Linked DNA regions of Homo sapiens: region 2 is linked to region 1. The links are chromatin contacts, found by Hi-C in ENCODE. All regions are on one chromosome and are shown on one strand. The core of a region is the stretch at or near the end of the contact, and the rest is flanking DNA. Distances in the headings are between cores, read along the strand shown. Region 1 holds the start of XPC-AS1 (XPC antisense RNA 1). Region 2 holds the start of RBSN (rabenosyn, RAB effector).

What was found. Hi-C counts contacts between places; a loop is a spot of excess contacts on that map. Pooled maps may share reads with other maps.
Region 2: a loop to region 1 is called in a map of CD4-positive, alpha-beta T cell, with 3 times the contacts of the local background. The contact joins the promoter of RBSN here to the promoter of XPC-AS1 in region 1. A Hi-C loop is called at or near these places in 2 of 168 maps with a recorded cell type or tissue (CD4-positive, alpha-beta T cell and natural killer cell) and 5 of 50 pooled maps.

Annotation. Positions count from the first base shown.
Region 1 is chr3:14,148,276-14,155,203 of GRCh38, forward strand. It overlaps XPC-AS1 (XPC antisense RNA 1), which reads left to right and starts at 1,287. Exons shown (of 2, transcript XR_001740603.2): 1 at 1,287-1,327; 2 at 1,567-5,176. XPC (XPC complex subunit, DNA damage recognition and repair factor) reads right to left here. Exons shown (of 16, transcript NM_004628.5): 11 at 4,060-4,141; 12 at 539-673; 13 at 287-456. RefSeq lists enhancers at 278-962, 2,580-3,080.
Region 2 is chr3:15,096,076-15,102,656 of GRCh38, forward strand. RBSN (rabenosyn, RAB effector) reads right to left here and starts at 3,073. Exons shown (of 14, transcript NM_022340.4): 1 at 2,960-3,073; 2 at 2,044-2,199; 3 at 460-635; 4 at 1-213. The coding sequence starts at 45. RefSeq lists a silencer at 1,861-1,940 and enhancers at 2,278-3,142, 3,031-3,160.

The DNA of each region.
Region 1 (6,928 bases), core at 37-2,536:
GCCGGGGAAAGATGCTGACTGTTTTTTGCTCACTAGCCTGTGAGTCCCTAAACCTGGGAAGAACGTTTTAATCCAGCATTACGATGCCAGTTTCATTGGCTCCGTTCCCTCTGGAGGGAAGCCAGAATTGGTAAAGCACTGACTTTGCAAATCCAGTGTAACATCCTGAAAATTGGAGCCACCAGGCCTCAACTCCCAGCAGCCCCATGCCAGCTTTCCATCCCCATCTCTGGAGCCACCCCTCCCCATCCCTGTGTTTAGCCTCCATCGAAGGCCCCTCACGCACACGGGATGGGAGTAGCCGCCATGGAAATCAAAGCCAGTGATGGCCTGGACACAGTCGATGTCCAGCTTGCGGGCCACGCGGTGTAGATTGGGCAGGTTCAGCTGGACACAGCCAATAGGCATCATGCTGGGCAGGAAGAGGTACACATTCCCAAACTCGTTCCGGGGCACCTGTGTCGGGTGAGCAAGTCAGCATTTGGCCAGCAGGGGAACAAGGCGGCCTGGTCCTGAGCCCTTCTGATGCTGCCCTTACCTTCCCGTCCACGGCCACTGGGGGCTGATACTCCTCTGTCTGCCAGTAGCCAAACAGGCCCAGGTCATTTTCTTCCCGCAGCTGGGGCTCAGCAAGTCGGGCTTTCCGAGCACGGTTAGAAAAGCCTTTCACCATCTGCACCAGAGGACACGGCCACCGTTTACAACAAAGGCATCCAGTTCCTCAGCACCGGGCCAGGCACCATGCTCAGTGCCGCATGCCTGGTACCTGGTGAACCCTCAGAACACACCTACCAGCTGGGGTGCTTTTTCTCCCTTTTTTTTTTTTGAGACAGAGTCTCGCTCTGTCGCCCAGGCTGGAGTACAGTGGTGCAATCTTGGCTCGCTGCAACCTCTGCCTCCTGGGTTTAAGCAATTCTCCTGCCTCAGCCTCCTGAGTAGCTGGGATTACAGGTGCCTGCCACCACGCCCGGCTAATTTTTGTATTTTTAGTAGAGACGGGGGTTTCACCATGTTGGCCAGGCTGGTCTCGAACTCCTGACCTCAGGTGATGCACTCGCCTCAACCTCCCAAAGGGCTGGGATTACAGGCGTGAGCCACCGTGCCCGGCTGCTCCCCTTTTCTTACTACAAGCACTAGCTAACATTTATGGAACATTCTCTGTCCCAGACACTATTCTCGGTGTTTTTTGTTTTTTTATCCCCCTGAGACGGAGTCTCACTCTGTTGCCCAGGCTGGAGTGCCCTGGTGTGATCTCAGCTCACTACAACCTCCACCTCCCGGATTCAAGTGATTCTCGTGCCTGTCTCCTGAGTAGCTGGGACTACAGGTACCCGCCACCATGCCCAGCTAATTTTTATATTTTTGGTAGAGATGGGGTGTCACCATATTGGCCTGGCTGGTCTCAAACTTCTGACCTCAAATGATCCACCTGCCTTGGCCTCCGAAAGTGCTGGAATTACAGGCATGAGCCACTGCGCCCAGCCTATCTTCAGTGCTTTATATGTTATTATTTAATTTTTTCAACAAACCCACAAGGTAGGTCTTATTATTGTTTCCATTTTACAGATGAACACCACAGACGGGGTAAATGATTTGCCTAAAGTCACACAGCTCGTAAGGGCCAGAGCCCACACTTTCATCCACTAGCCTATATTCTGTGCTGTCATCACTGATAGCAGTGACTGAGACTGAGAGACAAAGTCACTTAAGAGCTGATGGCTGGTAAGTGACAAGAACCAGGATTTACAATTCAGGTAACTGTCCATCAGTAGAGCCTGTGTCTCAACATATAACCTATGTCTGCTCACACGCCCTAGAAAGCACTGACAGTTCAGGACTCCCAGTGTGCTCCCCAACAGCGTGCAGTGGCCAAGGCCAAGATCTTCCCTGGGGAGTGAAGTGGTGAGAGGGGCGCAGGACAGGCAAGGACAGAGTCACGTAACTCTTAGAGGAGTCAGGCATGGGCGTGCGGCTGAGGGCTGGCCCCTGGGCCTCAGCATACAGACTTCCTCTAGTGCAGGGGCCCACAAGCTTGTTCTGTAAAGGGTCATGCGTGGCCTCCATCACATATTCTTTATTCTTCTCATTCTTATAACCCTTTAAAAATGTGAAAAGCCATTCCCCAGGTTGGGGGTGGCCTGCGAGCTCTCATGTCCATTCCTGCCATGATCTCTGGGCGCACCCTCTCTGTCACCACTTCAGGGACAGAGGGACTCTGAGTTCTGACAACCGTCCCTTTCTGAGAAGCCATTCACCCAGCACACTGTTCAGTAAACTTCCACTGGGATCTCCTGGAGACCAGGCCATGACCCAGTCATGAAGGAGGGATGGAGCGAGGACAGTCTTTGCTCTTAGGAGCTCAGGCTCCTGCAGGGGAAGAGACAGAGCTACGACTCAGCGTGATGAGTACAGGGTGGAACAGGAGCTCAGAGGCAAGCCATTGCCCAGCCCTGAGGACAGTGGAGGCAAGAAAGGCTGCTCAAAACAGGTCCCGCCTGAGCAGAGGCTTAAAGGGGCAAGGGGTTGCCCAAGAGAACAGGGCTGGACCCCACAGGGCACAGAGGTGGGAGAACACTGGGACCTGGGGCCTAAGTCCTCTGGAATGCAGAGGCAGTGAGCACCAGAACATCACTGTGCACCATGGGGAGGGTGCGGGACTCAGACTAAAGGCGCTGGCCAAGGTGGGACAAGGATGGCCAAGATGCACAGAAAGAGCCTAGTGACTGACAGGGGAATGGATTCAGGCTGGGAAGGAGGCTGTGGCTGTTGCCCAAGCAAAAGATACTGAGGCAGGAGCTGGGGTGGTGGGGATCAGAACAAGGGGTGAATTTGAGAGATTTGGGATTCCAGAACTGTGCTACCATGACAGCCACCAGTCACGTGTGGCCACTGCACACCTGAAACGTGGCTGGTCTGAACTAAGGTACAGAAAGTCAAATACACAGAAGATTAGAGAGACTTAGGAACAAAATGGATTTAAATATCTCATCAACACTTTAAAATATTTCTTACTGCTGAAATAGTATTTTAGATATATCTGGATATATTTTAATGTTAAAATTCCACCTGTTTTTGGTTTTTAATGTAGCTACTAAAAAATTTAAATGTGTGGCTCACGTTACATTTCAACTGAACACTGCTATGCTGGTTCCAGCACAAAAGACAGGTGAGATGGTGCAGAGAAAATCCTCAGCAACCCTGCAGGCCCAGGCAGGGGGCATCGCCCACTCCAGCCTGCTGCTGGCAGTGACTGTGACCAGCGCCTGCAGCCTTTCCCACTAAGCGGAGGCCCCTCCACTCCCCACTCAGCTTCCCGGAGTCTTGCAACCCCCAAGGACTCCTGGGGTCTGATGAGAAGTAAATGGTCTCTGTGATCAGCCACTGTACACTTCCGGTCGTACGGAGCTGTGTGTCCTGTGAATAGTCTCTGTGGGACCTCGCTCGGTTCGTGTTCCTCAAGAGCAACCAGCCTAACAGTGCCGCAGCACAGTGTGAAAGGAGCACTGGCTTTAAGGCAGAGCCTGGGATTCTCACCTGGGCTCTGCTCTGCCATTTTACTAACTGTGGGGACTTGGACAAGTCACTTGCCCTGAGCTTCAGTTTTCTCATCTGTAAAATGGGCATCATAATGCCAATTCCTATGGCTTTTGAGGCAACAGAGATCACATACATGCAAAATGCTCAGTGAACTGCCAAACAGAAGGGCAATCTGACTGGAGAACGTGCTGCTATAAAGCAGGGCTCTGACCTCCCAGGACCCAGTAACTCAATTCCAACCTGTAGAACCTTTGAATTCACAACAGGAGTCTGAGGCCTACTTTTTGGCCTAGATTTCTTTTGTGTTTTGGAAGATCCATTTCTTACAAATGTCTTATTAATAAGACAATTTAAATGTTTCTCTCCTCCTTGAATCCTGCTCAAGCCGGGAAAGTGAGACATTTCTGATCAGGATCCTGGGCAGGACTGGGAGGCTCATCATCACTTCTCTGCCCCCAGCTCTCCCGCTCAGCTACAGGCCTGTGTCACCACTCCCCACAGGGACCCCCCAGCTCCAGTTACCTTGTAGGGTACTTCTCCAAGCCTCACCACTCTTGCTTTCTTCAGCCACGTGTCCCTGGAATGCAGAGTGTGCACACAATCCCTGTGGAACCAACACAGGACACAAAGGTAACTCAGTCCACAGCCCCACTGCGGGAATGCGGGACAGTGGAGAGCGCAGCCCTGCAGGCTCCCTCCTCAGGTTCAGCCACCCTGGAGCAGGCCGAGCTCCTAGGGGGCCCAGAGAAGCTGTGCTAGGCAAACAGCCTTGAACGTGGACTGCCTGTCTTTTGGGGGATGTGTCCACTTACAAACCCTAATCTGCAGCCTTTGTGCCTTGCCTCCACCACTCCTCCCCTTCATAGGTTTTCTTCTCCTCTGCTGTCCAGAGCCTGTGAGAGCTCCAGCTGCAGACTATCAGGATGGGGTAAAGGCCGCTGTGCGCAGGCACACTCACGTTTACTACCACCACCAAGCGAACACCTGCTGAGGCTCTGATCTGCTGTTAACACCATGTGGGGGAGGGAAGTGTCCAGGAGGGGGCAGTGAACCCAAAGGAAGGCTGCAGAGAAGCCAACTATAATAAGCTAATAAGCTATCACAGAATCAAGACACCTGCACATGGAACAGTCAAATGATTCCTGCAGGCAAAGTTCCTCTGGCTTCACTCTTCCTCCCGAGCTAAGAGCTCACCAAAGCCGTGCAAATCTACTTTCCAATGAGGCTCAACCCCTCCCTTGCCAAGCCATTTTTAATAAGGCACGCCCATCTCATTAGTTTGCACCCCCTTCACTCTGTCCAGGGAGCGGCTCCAATGAGCAAGGGCACCCCATTTCCTCCTAGTGCAGGTTCAGACCCTTACCCACAGAGGAATCTGAGGCTGAATTTCAGCACAGCACAATGGATGGAGGTTGAACCTTGCCTGTGCCACTTCCTGGCTGGGCCACCTGGACAAGTCACTTTACCTTCCTGAGCCTCAGTACAGACAGTCCCCAAAGTCCAGTGGTTTGATTCAAGATTTTTCAACTTTATGATGATGCAAAAGCAATATGCACTTGGGAGAAACTGTGCCTCAAGTACCCATACAACCATTCTCTTTTTCATTTTCGGTATTCAATAAACTACATGAGATATTCAATACTTCATTATAGGCTTTGTGTTAGACAGCTTTACCCAACTGTAGGCTAATGTGTTCTCAGCACGTTTAAGGGAGGCTCAGCTAAGCTATGACCCATGCTACATACAACAGGAGTGAACCTTGAGGACTTTATGCTAAGTGAAATAAGCCAGTCACAAAATGACCATAAATACCGTATGATTCCACCTACATGAGGTCCGGTTAGGTTCGGCAGGTTAGGTATATTAAATGCATTCTCAACTTAGGATATCCTATTTTCAGCTTCCAATGGGTTTATGGGGATCCAACCTCATCCTAAGTCAAGGAGCATCTGTGTCCTCACCTACCAACTAGGGACAGTGAGCTTGCCCTTTCTACCGCACATGGTTGCTGGGAGGACCAGACGTTTCCTGTGTGCCAGAGCAGCGCTTCTGCCAGTAGCACCAACCTGCCAGAGCTCAAAGCTCCACTCATGCTCCCACTGGGGGCGGAACATCTTTGACTGCCCAGAGGAGTGATTATGTCATGGTCGTGGTCTTCAGACAGGAGCGGGTAAAAAAGGGGTCTTAGGGGTTGACAGGTAGGCAGCATCTGGACATCTTCCTAAGGAAAACAGCAGGGAAATGGACACAGTCCTCTCAGAATAAATGTGAACTTCTAACCATTTCACACCCGTTAAAATGGCTATTAACAAAACACAGAAAGTAACAAGTGTCAGTGAGGATGTGGAGAAAGTGGAGACCTTGTGGACTGTCGGTGAAAATGTAAAATGGGTGCAGCTGCGGTGGAAATGGTAAGGTGGTTCCTAAAAAAATGATGGGAATTACCATCTGGCCTAGTAATTGTACTGGGTATATGCAAACAAACAAACAAACAAACAAAAACTGAAAGCAGAATCTTGAAGAGCTATCTGCACACCCATGTTCACAGCAGCATAATTCACAACAGCCAAAAGGTGGAGACGAGCCAAGTGCCCATTGATGGATGAAGGCACAAACAAAATGTGGTCCACCCACACAATGGAGTATCAGCCTAAAAAGGAAGGAAATTCTGACCCATGCTACAATATGGATGAACCCTGAGGCATTATGCTAAGTGAAATAAGCCAGTCACGATGTGACTATAAATACCGCATGATTCCACCTACATGGGTCCCTATAGTAGGCACACTCAGAGACAGAAAGGAGAATGGTGGGTGCAGGGCTGGAGAAGGGGAATTCGGAGTTTTTGATGGGGACGGAGTTTTGGTTTGGGAAGAGGAAAAGAAATCTGGAGATGGATGGTGGTGATGGCTGGATGACAGTGTGAATGTGCTTAATGCTGTAGGCTGTACACTTAAAAAATGGTTGAGATGGTAAATTTTATAATATTTATAAATATTATAAATTTATTTATATATATAAATATATATAATTTATAAATATTATAAATTATTATAAAAAATTTATAAATATTTTACCACAATAAAAAATAAATCAATAAATATGCACCTCTAATGCTTCCTTCTGTCACTGACATGGTGCCTCTGGACGACGCCTGCATTCTCTTCCCAACAGGCTTTCTCCCGACTACCCGTACATACCCATAAGAGGAAGCCTCTATCAGGGCAGCCCAGGCCCCCTGCTGCCTTTGACTGCTGGGTGCTAAAGTCCCAGAACAGCAAAGCCCTGCCCCTGCCCAGGGCATCATGCCCCCCACCGACATCAAACAGAAAGCTCCAAGACAGGGCAGAGCCCTGAAGAGAGGGTCCAGCATGACTCCCATGGGGGGCTG
Region 2 (6,581 bases), core at 1,823-4,322, 950 kb after region 1:
GAGGAAGCCCTCCCTCACTTCCCCTGGGTCGTCCAGAGAAGCCATGGCAGTGCCGCTCTCAACCCTAGGAAGGCAGGAATCTCATGCCAAGAGTCAGCTTGATTCCTCCCAAGGAACCATGGTTCCCGCAGCATTAGCTTAAGCAGCACACAGATGGTGAGGAAGTGGCTTCATGGCCCTGGATGAGGTTTCCTCTCTGGAGTAGGAGGAGCCCTAAGAAAGAAAAGAAGAAGGGAAAAAAGCCAATTCAGGCAAACTGGTAGCAATTGAGGATTTTCTTCATTCTTTTCACAGTTCAATGGGGTACTTAATGTTTATTCAGTGCAAGTTTGAGAAAACAAACTCTTTCTCAAATCCTTAGACCAAGCAAGCTGCAAAACCTAAAATGTGAAAACATCACTGGAGAACAAAAACTCAATGAAGTGGGAAGCACAGATTCTTGAAATAAGCAAACAATACCTTGGCAATTCTCTTACATTCATTCCAAATGATCCAACTTCATAATTCATATGCCACTTCAGCCACTGGGGGAATGTCTGAAGTACTTATCAACAAGCAGAAGTTTTTACTTGATGCTCTTTACCTTGATTGTTTATTCAACCACATATAGTAAGTTCTTGATACTTGTAAGACACCTGTGTTAGAAATGCAAAGATGAAAAAGATATAGTATCTGCCATAAAAACATACAAAAAATCAAAAATCCTAACATCAGTTAAAGAGAAACAATAGAAACCTACTAGTCAAAAAGAAAAAATCTATTTTATATTTGTAGAGCACTTATCTCTAATGGGCGTACTATATTTTCCTTTTTAAGAGACAGCATCTTGCTCTGTCACCCAGTGAGCTATAATTGCTCACAACAGCCTCGACCTTCTCGGTTCAAGTGATCCTCCTGCCTCAGCCTCCTAAGAAGCTGGGACTACAGGAGTATGCCACCACACCCAGCTAGTTTTTAAATTATTTATAGAGACAGGTTCTTGCTATGTTTCCCAGGCAGGTCTCTAACTCCTGGCCTCAGGCAATCCTCCTGCCTGAGCCCCCCCAAACTGCTGAGATTACAGATGTGAGCCACTGCACCCTGACAGATCTTATAAGCCATTAAGTGACAGTTAAGTAGCAAACCTGATGTTCTCACTGCTTCAAAAATAAAAGGCTGGCCAGGCATGGTGGCTCAAGCCTGTAATCCCAGCACTTTGGGAGGCCAAGGCAGGCGGATCACCTGAGGTCAGGAGTTCGAGACCAGCCTGGCCAATATGGTGAAACCCTATCTCTACTAAAAATACAAAAATTTGCCGGGTGTGGTGGTAGGCGCCTGTAATCCCAGCTAGTGGGGGTACTGAGGCAGGAGAACTGCTTGAACCCAGGAGGCGGAAGTTGCAGTGAGCCGAGATCATGCCATTGCACTCCAGCCTGGGCAACAAGAGCGAAACTCCATCTCAAAAAAGTAAATAAATAAATAAATAAATAAATAAATTGATTTGGGGCCTAAACACTTCAGGGCTTAATAAGTTACATTCTCTTTCTTACTGGCTCATGGCAAAGTCACTTCCAATGTCACCTCATCAAGACACCCAGTCACAAGAGAAATTGAGACAAAACCATTCCACAAAAGCAGAGAAATTTCTCCCCAAGAACCTGGGGATACAAGCCACAGTATATAGTGAGGGGAGATGTGTGACCCTCAGCTTTGGATGGACTGTAGAAGACCACCGAGGAGGGACTGCCTGGTCCTCAAAGCTGAAGGGTGGCAGCAACTCAGAAAATAAACAAATGAGACACCAGGTCCCTATTTTTTCCCTCTAGTTAAGAAACCCAGTGACTTCATAACTTTTCCACTGGAATATAGCAGCCCTAGGTCTGGCCTGTTCCCTCCCCAGCCAGTGGTTCATCTGATGCTGACTCTGACAGCTCCCTTTCTTCCCATGCACTCACCCCTAACGACCACAAATAACACAAAGCCCACCACATCCATGCCACACAACCACCCTTCACGCCTCAGCCCAAACCCAAACCTCACTTCCTCAAAAGAAATGCCTCTTACTCAGAGCATCAGAATGGACTTCTCCTTCACAGCACTCATCTCAATTTATAACCGCAGGTACATACGTGAAGTGACCAAGTAAGACTGTAAAATCTGGGAGGGCACAGACTCTATATGTTTTCCACTTCGCCGTCTCCCCAGGGTTTAGCACAGTACCTGGCACACACAATGAAGCAGCACAATAAAGCTCCATGAATGAACGAAGAAATGAATGAACTCCAAAATCATATAACTAAGCATACACCATAAAGAAATCTAACACAACCACCGAATTGGACCCCACAACCATAACTGAACACATAAGCAAGCCCCTCGCACTCTAAATCACGTAAAAAGTAAAAAAAATAAAAATAAAAAAAATAAATATAGCTACATGTTCTGCAGCCGTACATCCAGCATGAATGTCACCCCGCCACATGCCGCATCGACGACACATCCCACAGCCGCACTCAACCCGGCCTCACGATCGCAACCACAACCCACATAACTAACATGATTATACACACATCGCATGACCACACACAACACGAACGACTCAATCCCGTGAAGCAGACATGACAACGTCACACATCGCACAGACACCACACAAAACACTCCGAACATCTCCACACGAACTCAGAATACAAACGCTTCAGCTTTACACAACCAGAGAATCAAACACAACCGCTCGGGAGACAAGCACCCACCCACTCCACCCACAGCTGCACAACCAAACCCAAGTGTATACGCCCCGCGTAACCGCACAACCACACAGAGCCCAATCATCAAAGGCACACACAAGCGAAACGCACGGCCTGAAAGCCCCATCTCCCACCTCTCACGTCACACCCACCACAACCACACACGGCCCGCCCGTCTCCGTTCTGGAGGAGTCGTGTCCCCGCCCCCCAGACTGGGCCTGACCCTCTGTATGTACCCTGCCGGGCTCCTGCGGGCACCCAGGTTTGTCCCCCCCTTCAGGCCCGGGCTCTGGGCCTCCACCGTCCGTCACTCAGCCGCAGCCGCCATCTCCATCGGTCGCTCGGAACTCGGCAGGTGCGCCTGCGGCGGCGACGAAACCGGAAGACAAGCTGGTAGACGCCTGTCGAGCGCCGAGTCTTCGAGGGCGCGAAAAGGGCGGATACGGATTCGAATAGTGGAGGGCGGGCCGGCGGCTTCTGCGCAGGCGCTTTCCGAACGAGGGAGGGGATGGTGGGGAGCGGAGAGAAAGTGGGGCTCGGTAATTTTGTGCGGTTCTTACGTCCCGAATTCGAACTAATAGCGCGTCAAAGCCAGCCAATGGCTCTGCACCGCCTTGTACAGGTGGGAAAGCTGAGACCAGTAGATCTTTGGCTCTTGACCAAAGTGCACAAAGAATAAGGCAGCCAAGGAATCAAAGTTCCTGAGAGCTAGAGACAGAAAAAATATTCAGGGGACGTGGAGGCGATGGAAAGTCCAAGAATAGAACCACATGAGAGTGGAGACTTGGTATGAGAAGGTGTATCCCGGGGTGTACAGCATGGCCAAGCCTGTGGAAAAGATGGCATTTTCAAAAGGCAGGACGATTGATCAGCCAGGACCTACCCCGTGCCTACGCTGTGCTGGGTACCACGGGGTATAGAGAGGCAAAACCTCATCCCAGTCCCGGAGACCTATTTGCTTTGTGCCCTGCACACGTTCTGGACCTTAGCAATAGCCAGCCTCTAGGAGCAAGAGCTGCAGAGAACGATGGGACGATGGGACGATCCTGGGCCTCCGTTTACATCCCTGCAGTGTTACTGGCCCCCTTTTACAGAAGTAAAATGGGGATGATAATGATAGTCTCCGCTTCACAGTGTTGTGAAGATTGAGGTAATTGCACGGTAGGTAGGTAGGTAGGAGGGTGTCCTGCATATTGGCTTTGCCCATCTCACTTTCCCTGCCTCCAAAAAGTCTTCCCCACCTGGTCTCTGGACAGGAGCACTGAGCCTCCATCACCTTCCATTTAAGGACATGGGGCTCCGGACTTGGAGAGCATTGAGTTTTTGGAAAGCAATCACCAGTGAAAGGGCAGTGAACTAGGGGTCTAGAGATCTGGGTTCTAGCCCTGGCTGTACGTTACTTTGTGGCTTTGAGCAGGTCCTTTCCCCTTTCTTCGCCTGAGTTCTCTCATCTGTACAAAAGAAATTGGCTCCAGTGACTTAGCCTTTTCTCTCAATCTGATGGCCAATTTTTTTTTAACGTTACAACATCTGCAGGAGCGAATAATGACTTCCCTTTGTTTACTGATGGAGACAAGGAAGAGGCTTCCTAACCTGTCAGAAGCAAAGCAACATGCCAAGCTCCCCGTCTCCATCACTAGCTTCTGCCTTAGGTCCCAAAAGCCAGGACTTTGGGAGTAAAACCACCCTTTTGAAAGTCTGAAGCCACCGAGGTCCCAAAACGAGCCACACTTACAGGCAGGACTATGTTTTGGGTAGGGCAATGAACGTTTATTAAACCATCATGATTTTTGCTTGTCATTTTATCATTTACAAAAAACATATTTGGTCGGGCGCGGTGGCTCACGCCTGTAATCCCAGCACTTTGGGAGGCCGAGGTGGGCAGATAACTTGAGGTCAGGAGTTCAAGACCAGCCTGGCCAACATGGTGAAACTCTGTCTCTACCAAACATATAAAACATTAGTCGAGTGTGGTGTCGCTCGCCTGTAATCCCAGCTACTCAGGAGGTTGAGGCAGAAGAATTGCTTGAACCCAGGAGGCAGAGTTTGCAGGGAGCCAAGATTGTCCCACTGCACTCCAGCCTGGGCAACAAAGTGAAACTCCACCTCAAAAAAAAAAAAAAAAAAGAAAGAAAAGAAAAGAAAAAAATATCATATTCATCATTTCATTTGCTCAAAAAAGCAATAGCTATGTGGCCTCAACTTGTAAGTTAATTCTGGAAATCACAGTGGATTGGGCACTGCTCTTGATATTGTTTCTTTTTTTTCTTTTTTCTTTTTTTTTTTTTTTTTTTTTTGAGGCAGAGTCTCACTCTGTCCCCCAGGCTGGAGTGCAGTGGCGTGATCTCAGCTCACTGCAAGCTCCGCCTCCCAGGTTTATGCCATTCTCCTGCCTCAGCCTCCCGAGTAGCTGGGACTACAGGCACCCGCCACCACGCCCGGCTAATTTTTTGTATTTTTAGTAGGGACAGGGTTTCACTGTGTTAGCCAGGATGGTCTCAATCTCCTGACCTCGTGATCCATCCGCCTCGGCCTCCCAAAGTGCTCGGATTACAGGCGTGAGCCACCGCGCCTGGCCGATACTGTTAATGATAATGACAAAGACCTTCCTATATGCTTCACACTTCATCAAAAGTACTTTCTTTAATCCTTTAGGCAACTCTATGACTATTTCCAGTTTGATAATAATAAAAATGACTAATATTTACTGAGGGATTTGCACATGCCAGACACTGTTCTATGTGCTTTCCATATCTTAACTCATTTCATTCTCACACAACCCAATGATGTACAAACTATACAAAATGTAATAATATTCCCATTCTATAGAAGGGAAGCTGAGGCACAGAGAGGTTAGGTGACTTGCCCAGGGTCACCAGCTGGTGAGCCTTGAACCCAGAGTCACCTTGCCTTGAGGCTTTCACAATCCCCACTTTTCCTTCCTCTGTGAAGTGCTGATAGACTTCCTGTACCTCCTCAGCTTCCTCCAGGCACCACTCCTGTACTGGGCATAGAGAGGGGATGTAAGCCAATTAGTTCAAAACAGAAATGTGCACGTGCACACAGATGCTCTGGTGTGAGAGGAGAGACCAGCAGAGTCCCCTGCAGGAATTCACGAAAGGTTTCCCAGAAGCGGGCAGCACGTGAGCATGGTCCTTGGGTAGAAACGATTGGGAAGGGCCTTCCAGGCCAGGGGAACAGCATATGCAAAGGCATAGTTATGGAGAAGAACATGAGTCCTTTGAGAAACTCACAGAAAAGTTCATTCACACATAGAGGGATGATATCAAGCCACTCCTCCTTGTTCCCAAAACTGTAGGCAGCCACTTCTAGTGAGAGAATCGTGGACAGCTGGGTCTCTTCACCCTTGCCCCCTGCCTTAGGGTTCTCTATCTTTCTGTCTCTCTATCCCTCTCTCTATCTCACTCTCTCACTTTCTCTTGGCCCTTATTTGTCTAAGTTTATCCCAAGCAGCACAAGACATCTTGGCACCACATTAAAATCCTTGGGCAAGAAAATAAATTATGATATGGATAACATAAACGTCATTGGGGAAGGTCTGGGCACATCATGTAACTTCCCGAAGGGCCAACTGCCCTCCAGGCTGGCCTGGCCCCAGCTCCCAGGCCTCTGCCAGCTGCTGTGGTCTGAGCCAGCGGGTTGAGGGCATTGAGGTTGGCACACCCTGTCTGCTGGCACAGAGAAATGAGGGTGATGACAGACAGCCTGGCAGAGCCTTGCCTGGAGGATGGAGGGAGGGTGTGCTGGGCTGGGCAGTGTCTGAGGGAAGCAGGTGGCAGTTGCTGTGGCCCTGTCAGGAAGGAAGCAGGGAATGAAGAAGGAAGAGAAAACGAGGGG